Regions from separate parts of the Homo sapiens genome. Here region 2 is linked to region 1. Evidence: chromatin contacts called from ENCODE Hi-C or POLR2A ChIA-PET data. All regions are on one chromosome and are shown on one strand. Each heading gives the region's core, a stretch centred on a gene start or an enhancer-like site at or near the end of the contact. The rest is flanking DNA. Distances are from core to core; before and after follow the strand shown. Region 1 overlaps CERS6 (ceramide synthase 6). Region 2 overlaps CERS6 (ceramide synthase 6).

Evidence for each region. A loop is a pair of places that touch in the nucleus more often than their neighbours do. ChIA-PET counts read pairs that join two places held with the same protein, here RNA polymerase II (POLR2A). Pooled maps may share reads with other maps.
Region 2: a loop to region 1 is called in a map of heart right ventricle, with 5 times the contacts of the local background. The contact joins two enhancer-like sites. A Hi-C loop is called at or near these places in 20 of 168 maps with a recorded cell type or tissue (Right ventricle myocardium inferior, ascending aorta, astrocyte of the cerebellum and 7 more), 3 of 37 single-sample maps with no recorded cell type and 19 of 50 pooled maps. POLR2A ChIA-PET finds 5 or more read pairs at or near these places in 1 of 52 experiments (Panc1).

What each region holds. Positions count from the first base shown.
Region 1 is chr2:168,525,554-168,528,253 of GRCh38, forward strand. All of the region lies in intron 1 of CERS6 (ceramide synthase 6), which reads left to right. Among named protein-coding and RNA genes, the nearest start is that of MIR4774, 56 kb to the right of the region's middle. Within about 2 kb of position 1,323, at least 10 of the 41 ENCODE cell types and tissues checked have a DNase peak (open chromatin) inside an H3K27ac peak, as active enhancers do; they include heart right ventricle, where a contact is called at or near this core.
Region 2 is chr2:168,634,216-168,637,051 of GRCh38, forward strand. The region is part of intron 4 of CERS6 (ceramide synthase 6); the gene reads left to right. Among named protein-coding and RNA genes, the nearest start is that of MIR4774, 53 kb to the left of the region's middle. RefSeq lists an enhancer at 1,201-1,330. Within about 2 kb of position 1,281, at least 13 of the 41 ENCODE cell types and tissues checked have a DNase peak (open chromatin) inside an H3K27ac peak, as active enhancers do; they include heart right ventricle, where a contact is called at or near this core.

The DNA.
Region 1 (2,700 bases), core at 73-2,572:
TAATCCCTTGTCAGTGATGACGAGGCTTGAGGAAATTTAAACATTCAATGGGCTTTTGGGCCAGAGGGTATTCAAAGTCCTATACAACGGCCCGAGCCCCTGTGAAATGATTTTATTTTGGTAAGTCCCTAATGGGGACAAAGAAAAACTTGACTTTTGCCTTTCAAAAAAATTTTTATGGTAAAATGCCCTTTTCTTACAATTATCACACCATCATTACTAGCATTTTATGACCCTTCTCTGCAGGTCTTTAAATAAGAACTCATTTAAGTCACTCTATGAGCTGTTGCCCCTTAGGAAAATGCCTCATTGATTGAGTCTACCACTGAGCTTTAAATGGAAATGACCTTCATTTTAAAAATTTAATTGAGCTTTGATATTTACTTGCACATTTGGTTATTTCTCATAAATGCTCCTATCAAAGAATTTTGAGAGTTTAATACCATTATGTCCACTCAGTGTGCTTTCTAATGATGCCCCTAGGGTTGTGGCTATTTAAGGATTACAATAAATCAAGAGAATACTAATCTCTTAAAAAATAATGTGGATCTGTATCCATTGTTTGGGTAATGCAAATTTGCATTAAGAAAACAAAATGTCCCCCAAGAGGATATGCATGTTTCCTTATTAAGAGCCAAGTGAATATTTCATTCTGTTTTCTCCTATTTGCTCCTTATGAGTAAGCTGTGTTTTGCCTTTGTTAGCTTCAAAGTTTGCTCTCTAAGGCCTCTTATTTGAGCTTCTCTTTGATTTTAATCCTGTGAGTTTCCATTGCTGTTTAGGTTTTCTGGCATTGAGGGGATATTCTCCTAGAAGCACAAGCAGTTCATAGACCAACTGGAAGTACACGATGAAGAGCTCAAAAAAGAAAAGCTGGTTATTAATAGCTCTTTAACTTATTGATATGTTATTTTTCTCATACAAAGAGAAGAAAACCAGCATTTGCCTGTATATGTGCCAGGCACTTCACACCAGTGTATCATTTAATTCTTTAAACAGCCATATGGTCCAGGTGATATAACTGTATTACAGAAAAACTGACTCAGGGAGGTAAACTAACTTAATATCTCACAGCTAGTAAGTGATCAAATCAGGATTTGAACCTATGACAGCTTGCCTTTAAAGCTGTTTAGCTGCTTTTTATACAATGAGGCTTCTTAATACAAACAGTAAATTGTTTGGAATGCAGATGTTTCCACACCCTGTGCGAGTGGCCTGACAGCAGAAGGTTTTGAATGAGAGAGGGAGAAAATAAATGTCCTGGTCAGTTAGTATCTCTTTAGTTTCTTATCCAGCAGCCTTCAACAAATTCTGTATTAGCCTGTGCTATAAAAAGCAAGTGAAGATAGATGCCCAGTTGGCAGGAGCATCCCCAGATTGAAGCGTTTGAACACGTGAAGAACACTCTGTGCTGGTTATTAAGCCATTATCTCTTGGCTCCAAATCCACCCTTCATATTTTGTTTGTGACACTGGGGCTGAGGCTCTAAAACCATGTTTCTCCTTTGCCGGCTTCTTCCCTATAGTTTCTGTCAACAGAAGGTTCTAGAGGGAGGCTGCTTGGCTGGAAGAGGAAGACTGGACATGCTTATCCTGTTTGCCTCCTTTCCTGAAAGTATCCCCTTAGCATCAGTGGATTTTTCTTCTTTATTTAAAAACAGACTTTATTTTTAAGAGCAGTTTTAGGTTCACATCAAGATTGAATTAGAAAGTACAGAGATTTCCCATATCCCTGTCCCTACACATGCGTAGACTCCTTTGTTATTAACATCTGCCAGCAGAGAGTACATTTGTTGCAGTCGATTAACCTATGTCATATTATTATCACCCAAAGTCCATGGTTTACTTTAGGGTTCCTTCTTGGTGTTGTACATTCTGTGGGTTTATGCAGATTTATAATGCCATGTGTCCTAGTCCATTTTATGCTGCTGTAATAAAATACCTGACACTGGGTAGTTTGCAAAGAATTAAATTTATTTCTCACAGTTCTAGAGGCTGGGAAGTTTAAGATCAGGCAGTGGCGGGTGTGGTGGCTAGTAAGGGCCAAGTCTCTGCTTCCAAGATGGCACCTTGAAGGCTGCATCCTCTGGAGTGGAGGAATGCCGTTCTTCCCATGGCAGAAGAACAGAAGAGCAAGAGGGAGTGAACTCATTTCCTTGAGGGCCCCCCCGCCATCCATTTTTTTGGATTTAGAGTTTGGCGCTATTGCCCAGGCTAGACTTAAGTAGTAGTATCTCAGCTCACTGTACCCTCCACCTCCCAGGCTCAAGCAATCTTCCCACCTCAACCTCCCAAGTAGCTGGGACTACAGGTGTGCACCACCACACCAGGCTAATTTTTGCATTTTTTGTAGAGATGGGATTTTGCCATGTTGCCCAGCCTGGTCTCAAACTCCTGAGCTTGAGTGATCTGCCCACCTAGACCTTCCAAAAATGCTGGGATTGCAGGTGTGAGCCATCATGCCCAGCCTCCATGAGCCCTTTTTACATGACATTAACCCATTCATGAAGGTAGTGCCCTCATGACCTAAACACCTCCCATTAGTCCCCACCTTCCAACACTGTTCCATTGGGGATTGTGTTTTCAATATGTTAATTTTGAGGGACACATTCAAACCATTGCACCATGTATTTACTATTATAGTATTACAGAAGGTAGTTTCACTGCCCTAAAAATTATTTCATCAGCAGCTGTTCTACAC
Region 2 (2,836 bases), core at 31-2,530, 110 kb after region 1:
TCTATAATTGCTGTATATAAGAGAGTCTGCTCATACTTATAATTAGCAGAGTCAAATACTTTTGTTAAAGAAGACCTAGAAATACTTAAGGTGCTCTGAAGTCCTAGCAGACAGTGTACACATACAAATTAACACATTTTCCTAGGTTCTATTTTTTCTTATAAACTACATGTCTGATCATGTGGGGTTTTTGTTTGTTTGTTTGTTTGTTTTTTGAGATGGAGTCTCGCTCTGCCGCCCAGGCTGGAGTGTAGTGGTGCAATCTTGGCCCACTGCAACCTACCCCTCCTGGGTTCAAACGATTCTTGTGCCTCAGCCTCCCAAGTAGCTGGGATTATATGCCTGTGCCACCATGACAGGCTAATTTTTATATTTTTAGTACAGATGGGATTTCACCATGTTGGCCAGGCTGGTCTCGAACTCCTGACCTCAGGTGATCTGCCTGCCTCGGCCTCCCAAAGTGCTGGGATTATAGGTGTGAGCCACCACACCCGACACATGTGGTACATTTTGTATCACAATTCATTTCGCACACACGCATGTATGTAAAAGAAAAGTTACTCAAGATATACCTATGTCTAATTTCAATATCAGTCAGGGGTCCATAGGAGATAGAAACCCCAGAAGTTAATTTTAGGAGTGACTGTAATATAAAGAATCATTAACCAGAGGGAACCATCAAGCCTGTGTTGCTCAAAGTAAATTGATCTACTGTTTACTACCAGTCTGCAATGAGATAAGAAGCTTGCACCTGAATGTAAAGCAGCTCCTCCTGATTTTTGAAAAAGTCTATCTATGAAGAAAAGTTAGCTGAAAACAGTGTGCTTAGTGATCCAGTTAATTTACCTCGAGTGTAAGCTCCTTATGTTGTTGTGGACTTGTAACAGACATTTCAAGGACTGGGCCTCACCCATTAGCACCCCACTGAGGTATAGTGGAGGTAGTAATAGCAGGAAGGCACTGCCACTGTGAGGACAAGGGGATTACAGAACATAGAGGCTCAAAGGAAGAGCCATGGAGCCAGAGAAGACTTCTGACAAGGGGACACTGACCAGCTGGTGTCCCTGAGGGAGCATGAGGGGCTTGGCTCTGGGAATGTGGAAAAACTACAAATTGGAACCAGCTGCTGCTGCTGGAATGAACTGCTACTGCTGGAGTGAAGATGCACTGCTGGGTGGGTGTGGAGGCAGGGGATGAACGTGATGACAAGAACTAGAAGCAAAACAGAAAGGAGCAAGTCCCATCTTCCTCTTGCAGCCTTCCAGCCTTCCTCAAGTGCTTCTAAGAAGCTAAACTTGGCAAGGCACCAGCTCCTTAAAGCCAGCAGAAGTGCGGCTTGCACAGTCTCTGCTCTGAGACCGGCAGCAGTATCTCAATAACTAGCCCAATTGTCTCATATTGCTGCATTCTGAAATGTACTCTGATAAATCTTATTATAACCTATTTTATTACATTTTTAAAACATGAAGGTTGCCCCATTACATTGACTTCATGACTAACTGCTGGGTGAAAACTTGTGGTTGAGAGTGCCCCGTCAGACTGAGTCCTTTGCCCACTCCCTTAGACTTTCTGAATCCAACCTTAACTAAGGTGCAGCCTTTCATTCTTCATGCGGTGTTCTCAAATTCAACACACAAAGCCACGAAGTGTTCCCTGGTTTCATACTTTGAGATGTTCTCTTTTGTTTATTGCTTAGTTCGGAATCTTTCTGAAATGGGAACAAGATTGTAATTTTTTTTGCCTATTTTGAGACTGAAAATAGAATTTGTCTAGCCATTAGAATATGAGTCCATTTAAGATTTTGTTCTCTGTGTCATTTTAAAAATCTTAAAATTGCTTGGACTATGTTGCTGTTTAAGGAGGCTTTAAATTTGGTTTTAATGAAAATGACCCCCATGAAATACTTCTATAAGAAGTGCACATGATATATAATACTAACATTGGGAAGGGACCCTAAAGATCACCTATCCCAAATTTCCCATTTCAGAAAACAAAAACCAATTTCAGAAAGATGAATTGACTTGCCCGAAGCAAAACTGGAAGCCTGTTTTGCTGTCTTTGGACTGTCTAGGTTAAAAACAATAACAACAACAACAACTTAGATAAGTTTTAAAAAGCTAGCAGTTTAAGTAACTTTTTATTAGTAAATTTACCTTACTAATGAAAACTAAAAGTCACATCAGTATAGAATGATAAGTTGGAAGTCAAGATTGAGATTTCAGTCTTGACCCTGCTCATTATACTTAATGGAACCTTTGCTCTCTGAAAGCTCATTTTTCTCATCTGTAAGATGGGAAAAGAGAGGTGGTCTCTGCTGGGAATTATTTGTGTAAGTCCATTGTCATCCCTTCACATAAAAAATACTGTTCTGTTGCTGCCTCCTACTCCGTAAGACCCGTTGTCCTGGCTGTGCTTCGATGCTTACAAATAGGTAAACATCTGCAACAAAAAGATCTTGAATAACGAAAGGAAATTCTTCAGTGCTGCTGCTTATTGCATCTTCCTTTCCCTCTTCTACCTACATCTACCCTCTTGCATATGTTCTGATTCTCCTCGTCCCTTTCATTTACCCTACCTCATTTTCCTTCTGTGTTGGCTTGTGGCTGGCATTCTATCTGAGAGGGCATTCCAAGGCCAGTGAGAAACCAAGGATAATGTGACTGTGAGGCCCTGTAGAGGCCGTCAGAACGCCTGGGTTATTGAATTCTGCCATTAATCAGCTTTGTGACCTTTACGCAAGCCTCTTAATCTCTCTTGGATTTAATTGCTTCGTCTCTAAAATCAGTAATGTAGACTATCCTAACTAATGGCTTTCAGCTCATATCCCATAATTCAG